Linked DNA regions of Homo sapiens: region 2 is linked to region 1. A link is a contact called in ENCODE Hi-C or POLR2A ChIA-PET data. All regions are on one chromosome and are shown on one strand. Each heading gives the region's core, a stretch centred on a gene start or an enhancer-like site at or near the end of the contact. The rest is flanking DNA. Distances are from core to core; before and after follow the strand shown.

What was found. Hi-C counts contacts between places; a loop is a spot of excess contacts on that map. ChIA-PET counts read pairs that join two places held with the same protein, here RNA polymerase II (POLR2A).
Region 2: a loop to region 1 is called in a map with no recorded cell type, with 2.1 times the contacts of the local background. The contact joins two enhancer-like sites. A Hi-C loop is called at or near these places in 1 of 37 single-sample maps with no recorded cell type. POLR2A ChIA-PET finds 5 or more read pairs at or near these places in 1 of 52 experiments (activated CD4-positive, alpha-beta T cell).

The regions. Positions count from the first base shown.
Region 1 is chr2:73,683,251-73,689,528 of GRCh38, forward strand. It overlaps the pseudogene ALMS1P1. Among named protein-coding and RNA genes, the nearest start is that of NAT8, 44 kb to the left of the region's middle. Within about 2 kb of position 2,680, at least 2 of the 41 ENCODE cell types and tissues checked have a DNase peak (open chromatin) inside an H3K27ac peak, as active enhancers do.
Region 2 is chr2:73,867,573-73,873,850 of GRCh38, forward strand. It overlaps a transcript of STAMBP not described here. Among named protein-coding and RNA genes, the nearest start is that of ACTG2, 22 kb to the right of the region's middle. Within about 2 kb of position 2,684, at least 10 of the 41 ENCODE cell types and tissues checked have a DNase peak (open chromatin) inside an H3K27ac peak, as active enhancers do.

The DNA.
Region 1 (6,278 bases), core at 1,430-3,929:
TCACCAAATATGTCCTTTCACCCTAGCAAAGAACTAGAAACAACTCAAGTGTCTTTTGACAAGAGAATGAGTAAATGGCAAGTGGTATGTCACGCAAAAGAATTCTAGACAGAAGAGAAAATTAAGGAACATCAAACTTAGTGAATCTTTGAGACGATGTTGAGTAGGAAAAAAAATTCAGAAGAATATATTGTATGATACTTTTATCATAAGGTTTAAAAGCAAGCCAAGGTAAACATGTGCAGGGACACCTAGGGACCCATGTCATTTTAGGATCAAACAGATAGATGGACAGATGATAGATAGACAGACAGATGGATTTTTTTAACTCAAAATAGTGGTTACATCCTTAGGGAGCTGGGATTGGAGAAGAGACACTTAGCTTTGAAAGTATTGTCAAATATAGTGACCTTTCTAGTTCATTTGGGTGCTGGGTTCAGGGGTATTCATTTTATTATGCACCATAATTTATGTGAGACATTTTATTATATCAAATATTTTCTAATCTTACAGTAAGCAGTTTGGTAAACAGATTCATAACTGCATATAATGTGTAGGTCTTGTGAACAATGCTGCTGTGAATATCAGGACCCAACTGCACTTGTCTCTCACTGCCTTTTGTAAGCCTGCTCAATTGGGGAGTTCTTCCCCTTATACTGGAGATGAGAACTCAGGTAATGCCTCGACTGTTCGGATCACTGTCAGGGGATTACATGTTCTACCGTGCTGACTTTTCACTGAAAGCCCAGTCTCCACTCAATAAGTAAAAGTGTAATAATCGAAACTCCCAATTTGAGTTCCACTTAAAATCTTCTCTCTTCCCCTGCCAGACCTCTCTGCACCATCTAGGGGAGCATAGTCCCCTCTGTCCCTGCCTGACAGGGCTCTCCTCCTCAGCAGCACAGGGAGGTGTCTGACCCATCTGTGTGTGTGTGTCTATGTGGTGGGGATGGGGACCATAGCTTGGCATCCTGCCCTCTCACCCTGGCAGTTCATTGTCTCAAGCTGACTTTCTTGGGTGTTTTCATGGCTTCTTCTGAGGCCTCCCTCTGGAATATTGGATCGTAACTCCAGCAATGCAAGCAATAGGTTTTCCTCCAGCTTCTGGTCCTCCTCCTCCTCCTCCTCCTCCCCAAACCTGGTTTCTAGCAGTCACTCCACTGAGACTCAGAGTCTTCTTGGCCCAGTGCCAGCCTCTTGCATGTCCCAAACCTTGTCCTCAGGAAACACTTATGCATCCTATGCTGGGGTGAACTCTTAAGAGTGCAGGATCACCTCATGGCCACAGCCTAGCTAGGCCCTGAAACCCACACTCTGGGTTTGTCAGACGTGAGTCAGCCCCAGGCCACTGAACCTCTCCCACTGCAGGGAATCCCTGTCAAGTGGTGAAAGCCAGCATCTAGACCTGGAGTCACAGGCACCTGTAGCATAACTCCTCCTGAAATGGAGGTTTTTCTTTAGAGATTGGTCCATATCCCTTATCCCTGGACTTCTGAGAAGGGTGGACAACCTGTGGACTGGACTTGAGTCTGGAATTTAGAGAAGTGTCCATAGTAGGGCTGCCAGATGAGGCAAACACAAATACAGGATGCCCAATTAAATTTGAATTTCAGATAAATGATTTTTAATGTTTGATTCTGTCCCATGCTAAAAATTGCCCACTGTTTATGATAAGTTTAAATTTATTGGTCCATTCTGTACTTTATCAAGGACACACGCAGGAGGAACAGTAGCACAAAGGCTTCCCGGTGCCTTGTGGGTGAAAGAAAGGCTTCCAGGGAAAGGAGAGAAACACCCAGGGATCCCGGTGACGTCGGGAAGCAGCACCCAGACCATGTAAGGACACCGCCTGCAGGGGGAGACTCAAGGCCTGGGAAGGTTTTCTAATCTGTGCCTTGAGTCGGGTGGGGGGATTTTCTGGGAAAGGAAAACCAGACACAGTAGGACAAATATTGTATAGTTTCACTTATATGAAATTGTCAGAATAGGCAAGTTCGTAGAGACAGAATGTAGAACAGGGCTTTCCGGGGGCTGGAGGAGAAGACAAGGAGTTCTTGCCTAGTGGGTACAGAGTTTCTGTTTGAAATGATGAAAAACTTCTGGAAATAGATTGTGGTGACAGTTACACACCATTGTGAACATAATTAGTACCACTGAACTGTACACGTTAAAATGGTTAGTTGTATGTTTTATGTATTTTGCCATAATAAAAACTAGGGGGAAAAAAAGGAAGGGGAGATTGTCTCAGGCTGGCTGACTTTCCCTGCATGTACGCACATCTTCACATGTGCACACATGTAAAACAAAAATGAAGCAAAAAAAGAAATTCTAATTTAACCAGTAAGCAATATGTAAAAGGAAATCTGAATGTCATTACAATTTTACCAGGTTCAGAATAAAATACCATCCTTCAAAATGAACAAATTACTTATTAGCCGAAGAAAGGTGAAAGGAAGTTTGGAATTAACAGTCTAGATTTTCTCACTGATTGGTCCAAGTCACTGACCTCTAAAATTATCTTAGATCATGCCCTCCCTCCTTCCTACTTTCTGGAAAACAATCAGTCTCCTACCCTATGCTTGCCCAAAGAGTTTCCCATACAAATCACAAATCTGCACTTGCCATTCCCTGGAAGCCCTTACATTCCCAAGGCCTGGCCTCATCCACTGCCACTGCCCATGGCCCCAGTCCAGGCAAAGCAATCACTCCCTCTCCCTCTCTGTCATTCCTTTCTTTTCCTTTCACTCTCTTTCTACCCTCCTCTTCCCCACTCTCTGTTTCCTCTCTCTCTCTCTATCTCTCTCTCCCCACCATCTCCTCTCTCTGTCTCCCCCCGCCTTCTCTCTCTGTCTCTGTCTCTCTGTTTCTCTGTGTCTCTCTCTCTGTCTCTCTCTTTGTCTCTCTCTCTGTCTCTCTCTCACACACACACACACACACACACACGCACACACACACACAGCCAGCAACATTCTACCTCTGCCAGAGTTCCAGGTTGAATAGGTGTGGACTTTGACTTTCAGATTCCTCTGGCAAGTGTCAACATCAGTCCTGTTGCTCCCTGGCAGAGGAGGACTTGGAGTCACCTTGGCCAAGAAGCTGTCTGGAGGTCACAGTGGCACCGCCCATCGGCCCCTTGGCTGAGGCTAGATGAGGGCAGATTCAGCACAGCAGCAACTCTCCCCATAAAAAAAATCCCTCAGTGTCTTAGTTCTCTGACCCTTGTACTCCTTGTGAGTTTTAGAGCCACATGAACTCTTCTTTTTTCCCAATGCTTGGAGACAAAATTTACATAACCTACAGTTAGCCATTTTCAAGTGTACAGTTCCCTGCCATTTGGTACATTCACAGTGTTTTGCAAGCAACACCCATATCAAGCCCCAAAACATTTTCATTACCCAGGAAGGAAACCTGTCGTCATGGAACCGTCACTCCTCACATCCCCTTCCCCTCAAACCCTGGCAACCCCAAACCGTTCTTGACAGCCTCCTTTGGCATTTCTTCATTTTGGTGTCAGATCTCACAGCAGAATTTCTTACCTATTATATCCAGTGCCTCAGTGCGAAGTTCCAGTTTAACTTCCTGTTACCTCGAGCCCACTATCTTGCCCCAATAATACCCTCCCCCAATTCACAAACACAGACGCATTCCCTCCTACAGCTTTGGGCCTCCTATCTGAGTCCTTCAGGAAAGAAGAGCTTGTAACTCCCTTAGCAGTGAGTGTAGACTTGGTCCAAGGAAGATGAGCACCAGTCAGGGCAGCTGGCCCCTCCTCTCTCCCTGGTCTTCAGCAAATCAGCACTGCCCATCGATGCCCAGGCAATGGGAGCGTCGACCAGCAGAGGACACACCTGAATTTCTCTGCCTCATGGGAGGGCGGCCACTGTGTTGCATTTAGGAAGAAGCTGTGCAAGATTCATACTGTTTTGCTAATGTTAATCTTGTGGGCATAATAAACGTCGTACCCACACTTAACTTTCGAGATCAGACAAGATTGGGTGTGTTCAGGGTGGTATGGCCGTAGACCCCACACTTATTTTTAACACACTTCTAGGCAAGGCTGCTGCACTGGTCTGGGGATCACACTTTGAGTAGCAAAGGACTAAATTGCAATAACTGCCGGGGGGGGAGAAAAAAAAACAGGATGAACTGCTTCCTCCTGGCTCAGCAGCTAGGGAGTCACTGAACTAACAAGGGGATGGGGTGGGGATAAGAATGTTCCAGGCAAAAGGAACAACATGCCCAAAGGCCTCAAGCAGAAAGAGAGCTTCAGGTATTGAAGAAGTAGAAGTAGCTCTGTGTGGCTGGGGAGTGGGCATAAGATGGAGCAGAAGAATGCCAAGTCCTATTCCTGGGTCTGAATTTCCAGGAGCAGAAGCCCTGTCCCCTCTAGAAGGTGGATATAGTCTGGATATTTGTCTTCTTCAAATCTCATGTTGAAATGTGACCCCCAGTGTTGGAGGTTGGACCTAGTAGGAGGTGTTTAGGTCATAAGAAGTGGATCCCTCCCGAATGGTTTGGTGCCCTCCTCATGACTGAGTTGTTACTCTATTAGTTCGTGTGAGAGCTGGTTGTTTAAAAAAGCCTGGCATCTCTCTGGTTCCCTCTCTTGCCATGTGACACAACTGCTCCCCCTTCACCCTTCCCCATGAGTAAAAGCTTCCTGAGGCCCTCACCAGAGGCATATGCCAGCCCTGTGATTCTTGTACAGCCTGAAAAACTGTGAGTCAAATAAACATCTTTTCATTATAAATTACCTAGTCTCAGATATTTCTTTATAGCAACGCAAAATAGACTATCACAGAAAGTCGGTACCGAGGAGTAGGGCGTTGCTATAAAGATATCTGAAAATGTGGAAGTGGCTTTGGAACTGGGTATGAGGCAGCGGTTGGAAGAGTCTGGAGGGCCCAGAAGACAGAAAGATGAGAAAAGGTTTGGACCTTCTTAGAGATTTGTAATGTCGTTGTAACCAAAATGTGGACAGAAATATGTACAGTAAAGGCCAGCCTGATGAGGTCTCAGATGGAAATGAGGAAGTTATGGGGAACTGGAGCAAAGGTCACCCTTGTTAAGCCCTAGCAAAGAACTTGGCTGCATTGTATCTATGTCCTAGGGCTTTGTGGAAGGCTGAACTTAAGAGTAATGACTTAGGGTATCTGGTAGAAGAAATGTCTAAGCAGCAAAGCATTCAAGAAATGGCCTGGCTGCTTCTAATAGCCTATGATCAGATATTGGAGCAAAGGACTGACTTAAATTTGGAACTATTAAATCAAACTAAAATCTGGCCTGAGAAAGCCTCCTCACTCCCATACTTGAGTCCTTAAGGATGAACCATAACCTAACTTTGTAGGTAGGCCAACTGAAAACCTAACTTAGAAGGATGCTTCTGTAGCAATAGCTGAGCGTCAGCCAATCGCAGCAGCCATGCTTCAGTGACTCACAGGCAGCCTATTGTTCAAACCATGTTCAAATAAGGCAAACACCATGCTGTAACCAATTTGGCTATTTCTGTACCTCACTTCGGCTTTCTGCGTGTCACTTTACTTTTTCTATTCATAAGGTTTTTTCCGACCACATAGCATCTCTGGTGTTGCTCTGAATCTGCTGTGATTCTAGGGACTGCCTGATTTGTGAATTGTCTTTTTTTTTTTCTTCAAAATTAAATTCTGTTAAATTTAGTTTGTCTAAGGTTTTTCTTTTACCAGATCTGGTGTTGGAAGTGCAATTTGAAGTAAAACTCTGGTGACCTCCAGGAACACCAGGTGACCAGGCCAGTTGTGCTCACTGATCTCTTGATTGTAACTGGAGGTTGTAGATGCGTTTTCTCTTGGATTCAGAGCTCCACTAATGTGTATTCTAATTGAAGCTCTCCAACTTTACTGGAGCGATATTAAAGTGGACTGGGTTCAGGATCAAATTTGAATCAATAATTAACTGGATTAGGTTCCGTTAGAGCCTCAGACCTATACTAGGCACTTTTTTTTTTTTTTTTTTTTTGATAATGGGTTTGTCTCAATCCAAAGATTCTGGGACTCTACCTTCTGGGACTCCATCTAATTTGATATGTAAAATTATGGACCCAGAATATGTGCATTTTTAGAAAAATAGATTAACCTTACTAGAGAAAAGATGGCCACAATGGGGAAGTTTTAATTTGTATAAAATTGTTTATTTGCATGGCATATTAGAAAAAGGGGGTCAAAACCCCACAAAAACAGTGGGATATAGTCTTTCATTGGTACATGGAAGCCTCTAAAAGACAAAATGAATGAAAACTTGCC
Region 2 (6,278 bases), core at 1,434-3,933, 180 kb after region 1:
TTACCTCTAGAAGAAAGGCAAATGAGAAAAACTACATATATAATCATTCATCTTTTATTTAGAGATGAACGATAATACAATATCACAAATTAAAATTTCTGTAATTTCTACAAATTATACAGAGAAGGAAATTTAGAACTCTAAATGCTTTCATTATTTAAGAAGAAAGAATCAAAAGATATGAATTAAGCATCGGACTCAAATTAGAAAAAGAATAATAAAATATACTAGGAAACCAGGGGGAAAGAAATAAGTACTAAAGCAGAAATTGGCCAGGTGCGGTGGCTTACGCCTGTAATCCCAGCACTTTAGGAGGCCGAGGCGGGTGGATCACCTGAGGTCAGGAGTTCAAGACCAGCGTGACAAACATGGAGAAACCCCATCTTTACTAAAAATACAAAATTAGCCGGCTGTGGTGGCACACGCCTGTAATCCCAGCTACTTGGGAGGCTGAGGCAGGAGAATCGTTTGAGCTCAGGAGGCGGAGGTTGTGGTGAGCCGAGATCACGCCATTGCGCTCCAGCCTGGGCAACAAGAGCAAAACTCTGTCTCAAAAAAAAAAAAAAAACCCAGAAATTAAGTAAATGACATAAGTCATTTTTATGAGCACAATCTCATAAATTGTGTACACACACACACACTTCACATCAAAATCAATAATATAGATGCAAAAATTCTAAATAGAACACTAAAAAAATCATCAATCTAGTAAAGGAATAAAGTATCCTAACTGCCAGCATGTATTATGCATCCTCATGTAGGACTTGCCCATGATTCCACTGCTAGAAAGTGATGAGTCGGATGGCAGCCCAGGTCTACCTGACTCTGAGAGCCCTGAGGCGTTTGGTGATTTTTGTCCCTAGAATGTAATGGTGACCTCATTAAAAGAAATCCACTGATATAATATATCACAGGAGTAGGTCAAAGGAAACAAGCAGAAACAAGAGTCTCTCATAAAAAAAAATTTTTTTAAGATGAAAATCAACATTTATTTTTTATTTTTTAAACTCCCCTAGTAAGGAAAGAAAGGGCCAGGCACAGTGGCATACATCTGTGATCCCAGCGCTTTGGGAGGCTGAGGTGGGCGGATCACTTAAGCCCAGGGATTCGAGACCAGCCTGGGCAACATAGTGAAACCCTGTCTCTACAAAAAACTAGCCAGGCATTGGTGCATGCCTGTGGTCCTAGCTACCCAGTAAGCTGAGGTGGGAGGATCACCTGAGCCCAGGGAGGTCAAGGCTATAGTGAGCTGTGATAGCGCCACTGCACTCCAGCCTGGACGAGGGTGAGAGAGGCCTTGACTCAAAAAAAGAAAAAAAAAGAAAGCAAGAAGCTTCGTTAACATGATAAAATAAATCTTCTAATATATAACACCCAGCGTCATACTTAATAAGCAAACACTGCTGTCAGGGACAAGATAGATCCATTCTAACTACTATTATTGAACAGTGTCCTGAAAGGATAATCTAACCAATGCAGTGAAGCAGGATAAAGAGTATACTACTGGAAAGCAGACAGGTTTGGGCTACAAGCTAAGTATCTACCTAGAAATCTGAAGATAATAAATTCTGAAAAATGGTCAGACCTATTAAGAGAAAGGCACAACGATGTTCACTAAAAGATACATTTTAAAACTTTGAAAATAGCTTTTCAGTACAGGTAATAGCCATTTGTGATTGGGGGAAAAAAAATCTAATTCAGCACATAGCAACTAAAAATATAAAATACTTTGGAACAAAGTTAACAGGAAATGTGCAAGCCTCATATGAAGAAAACCAGTAAGCTTTTCAGAGGAACATGAAGAAAATAAATGGAAAGACAGGCACACTATCGGTATTCTATGAGAGAAAGACAATGTTTTAATTTTAAAGATGCTACGTCTTCTTTAATCCAAAAATTTAAATGCAAGTCTGCTAAAAAGTATCATTTTTTAACTTGAAAGATTATTCTAAAATTAATCTGAGATATGTGAAATAACATTTAAAAATTGAAAGAAAAAAAGAATTTTGGGGGAAATTTATTACCAGATAATGCTTATTATAAACCTATGCTAAATGACGAGTTAATGGGTGCAGCACACCAACATGGCACATGTATACATATGGAACAAACCTGCACATTGTGCACATGTACCCTAAAACTTAAAGTATAATAATAATAAAACTTTAAAAAATAAAAATAAAAAATAAACCTATAAGTTAAAGTAATTTGATACTGACCGAGGACTAGATTAAGAATCAGCAAACTTTATTGTTGAAGGAAGTAAGACTTAGAAGAGTTTAAGTTGACCAAGGCCACAGAACTCCAAATGAATAGTGTCAGACTTTCAAACCCACACTCAACCACACTGTAATGCTGCCTTCCTAAAATATACATTAATACATGTATTCAGAAAAACTATGAATAAGAAGTACCTAAAAATATTAATATTAGTTATCTGTAGGTGATAGAATTATGGGATGACTGTTCATTTTTCCCCCATATCCTTTTTCGAATTTCTTCAAATGTACTACAAAGAACATGTATTGCTTTTATAATTGGACAAAAAGGACAATACCTTCTATTTTCAGAAACCGAAACTTCATTGCCCCTTCAATGTGGGAATCCAGCCAGACCCTATTCTTGGACAGCATCAGTGAAAGGGGCTTGGGAAAGCTCTTGGGCGTAGCAGCAGAGGCATGTCATATATGGAAACCTTCCATGAGGGTGACCTCACCACTGGAACCCGTTCAACATAAACCTTGCTGCAAGAACTAGCAGAGCTCTTTGGACAAAACGTGGTGAGTGGAGAGCTGAGAAAGAACTGACCTAAAGAAGAGAGAAGTGCTGGTCTTACAGCATGAAGAAGTCCTGGGTACCCATCTGGGCTTAGCAGGCCTCCTTTATGATCTATTCCTAGAGAAGGATTACTTTTCCCAACCTCAGCCTCCTTCAAAGAAGAACTCCCACCGTGGCCCAGGGTTATTTCTGTCTTTTTTTCTGGACTTGCGTTAGAATGTAGGATGTTTCTTGTGTTGGACAAATCATAATGGGTTATTGGTGGGTGACAGAAGTGAAAACATTACCTAGACTAAAGGAAGTAACACTATTCTTAGATATCCCTCCATAATTCCCTATGGTTAGCTTCCCTATCCCCAGCAGCCTCCTCTCTTCACCCCATTTTGCCTTCAAAAAAGTGAATGGCATCATATCAAAGCACAATTCCATCAAAATATTTCCATGCCACCTGCAGCACCAGGCCCTGTGCCACGTTGAACAGCTCTTAACACCCTGCTTGCCACACTTAGACACCTGTGTCTAGAACTTTTCTCACACAGCCTAGTATACACCTTTCCCATGTTGTAGGAGGGTTTAAATTTTATTTTATATTATTTTTAGTAGAGACGGGAGTCTCACTTTGTTGTCCAGGCTGGCCTTAAGCTCCTGGCCTCAAGCAATTCTCCCACCCCAGCCTTCCAAAGCGCTGGGATTACAGGTGTGAGCCACTGTGCCTTGGCCAAGAGTTTAAAATTATTTTTAATTGAACCATAGTAAATGCAGGATAAGTTTACACAAATATTTTGGTTCTCAGCCACAGTGTTGTTCTGTAAGCACAGGGCCTATGATTATGGCCTTTGAGACTTCAGCTGGCCTATGAGGAAACCACATAATGAAAATAGAACCCTGTTAGTTAAAATTCTTTTAATTGCGGCCGGGCGTGGTGGCTCATGCTTGTAATCCCAGCACTTTGGGAGGCTGAGGTGGGTGGATCACCAGAGATCAGGAGTTCAAGACCAGCCTGTCCAACATAGTGAAACCCCGTCTCTACGAAAAATACCAAAAAAAATTAGCCAGGCGTGGTGGTGGGTGCCTGCAATCCCAGCTACTCAGGAGGCTGAGACAGGAGAATCACTTGAACCCGGGAGGCAGAGGTTGCAGTGAGCCGAGATCGCATCACTACACTCCAGCCTGGGCAACAGAGTGAGACTCCGTCTCAAAAAAAAAAAAAAAAATTCTTTTAATTGCACTGACAGAAAACTCAATTAAAACTGGTGTTCAGGTACAGCTGGATCCAGTGTCCATTGTCATCAAGGCTAATTTTTTATTCATCTCTAGGCTCTTCTATGCTTAATGTTTGTTCATTTAATTGGGTTTTTCAATGAGGTAGCTTTGACAGCTAGAAGGTTATAGCCTATTGCCTTGGTAAACTCAGCAAGAAAAAAACTTTTTTTTTGAAACAGAGGCTCGCTGTGTCACCCAGGCTGGAGTGCAGTGGCGTGATCTCAGCTCACCGCAACCTCTACCTCCTGGGTTCAAGTGATTCTTCTGCCTCAGCCTCCTGAGCAGCTGGGATTACAGGCGCACACCACCATGCCTGGCTAATTTTTGTATTTTTTTTTTAGTATAGACGGGGTTTCACCATGTTGGCCAAGCTGGTCTCAAACTCCTGACCTCAAGGGATCCACCCGCCTAGACCTCCCAAAGTGCTGGGATTACAGACGTGAGCCACCTCATCTGGCCAAGAAAAAGAACTTTTTAGTTCAACAGTTTCAACACAATATTTGGAATTGAGATATTGGGTCATGGCTTTGGTCATGACTTCATCCTTGAACCAATCACTCTGACCAGGAGGATGGAATATTAGCCAGGCCTGGATCATGTACCCATAACCCATCTACGCCACATGCACTGAGAGTGGGGCAGCATTCATTTCCAAAGAAGAATGGTGGTGGCAGAAGGGGAAGTAGATGCTGGGCAGGCAAAGGCAACAGATGTCCACCATGCATGCCTAGAAGAAAAAAGTGCTGTTAGCTTTAGATAATAGCAGCTGGACGATGGGGTAGTGACCTTCTCACTCCCAAAAAGGTGGGTCGCACATCCAGGCTGTGGGTCATTCATTTAATTTGCATATATTGAGTACCTGCTGTGTGCAGAGCACTGTTCAAAGTACACAAGAAGTAGATGTTACGCTCTCTGTCCTCAAGGAGCAGATAAGTAAGATAAAGGAGCCCTACTCTCACAGTGCAAGAGCAATTCATGATCAATGAGTGTACGCAGAATCATGAGCACCAACTTTATCCCGAAGTGTTGAGGGAACCCAAGTGAGGGAGAAATGAATGTTCTCATTTTAATTTCTGTATCTTCCACTTTTATTCAACAAATATTTACTGTATGCCTACTAAATTCAAGTCCCACAGGACTCTAGAAACCTCGTAGAAAGGATTTCAGACAGATTCCTAGGATGTGTAAAATATGAGAAAGAGAAAATAAATTGAAAGTGGGGGAAGGATCTAGAAATCAAGTATGCAACAAAGTGAATTCAGGAATAAAGTAAAACACGTAAACCGTGATTACTTACATTCCTACCGTGGATGGGCCGTAGGATGTATGATGTAATAAATAATTTGCATAACAAACCCAACATCAGGTAGAGGGGTTCTGTTTTCCCATAGAAATGATGGAATCTCACTAAAGCACAAGATATGGTAAATGTAATTCTACTGGAACTGTGGTGAGTGTGGGGAAGGCAACATAGTCCAGCTGAGACACCGGGTTGTCTGCTAACTGGACCTAGCCTAGGGATGGATTTCATCACATCTGGGAGCTCAGGTGGACTGCATGCATTTTAAACAACTCTGGGTTGTTTTCTGCACTGACATTTTAATAAATATTTAGTGACAGTGAGCTCAGAATCGTATCTTTGGCAAGTGCCTGGGGTGCAGCTGCCATTCTTTATTGATGGCTGAGTAAGATATGAGGCGCTTAACTTTTAACTCATTTTTGTTTTGTTTTAACACAGCTCACCAAGATGGAGGAACAGAGCCCATGGCCCACTTACTACATGGATTCCCACTTTACAGTGGAGAAGGAGCTTGCAGTAACCACAAAAGTTTCTGTATAAGCAAATTTAGGGAATTGAACTTCAGACAGTGTGGTTGTCTCCTTACTTATGAACTTGGGAATACTTACTTAGGTAACAACTAACATCAGAGGTTTTTGATCTGTAGCCTTTCTTTCTGTCCATAATTAGCTAATAGCTTCTGCTGTACAAACACAAACCATTCCCTGTCCAAGAAAATTAAACTATATCATCAGAATAAGAAAGAATATTCCTTTTTCTTTTGTGTGAGTGTGGTTTTTGTTTTTCTGGGTTTTTTTAGCGGGGAGGGTTGTTTGTTTTTGAGGGAGGACTTGCTCTGTCACCCAGGCCGGAGTGCAGTGGCCCTATTATAGCTCACTGTAGCCTCAACCTCTTGGGCTCAAGTGATCCTCCCACCTCAGCCTCCCAAGTAGCTGGG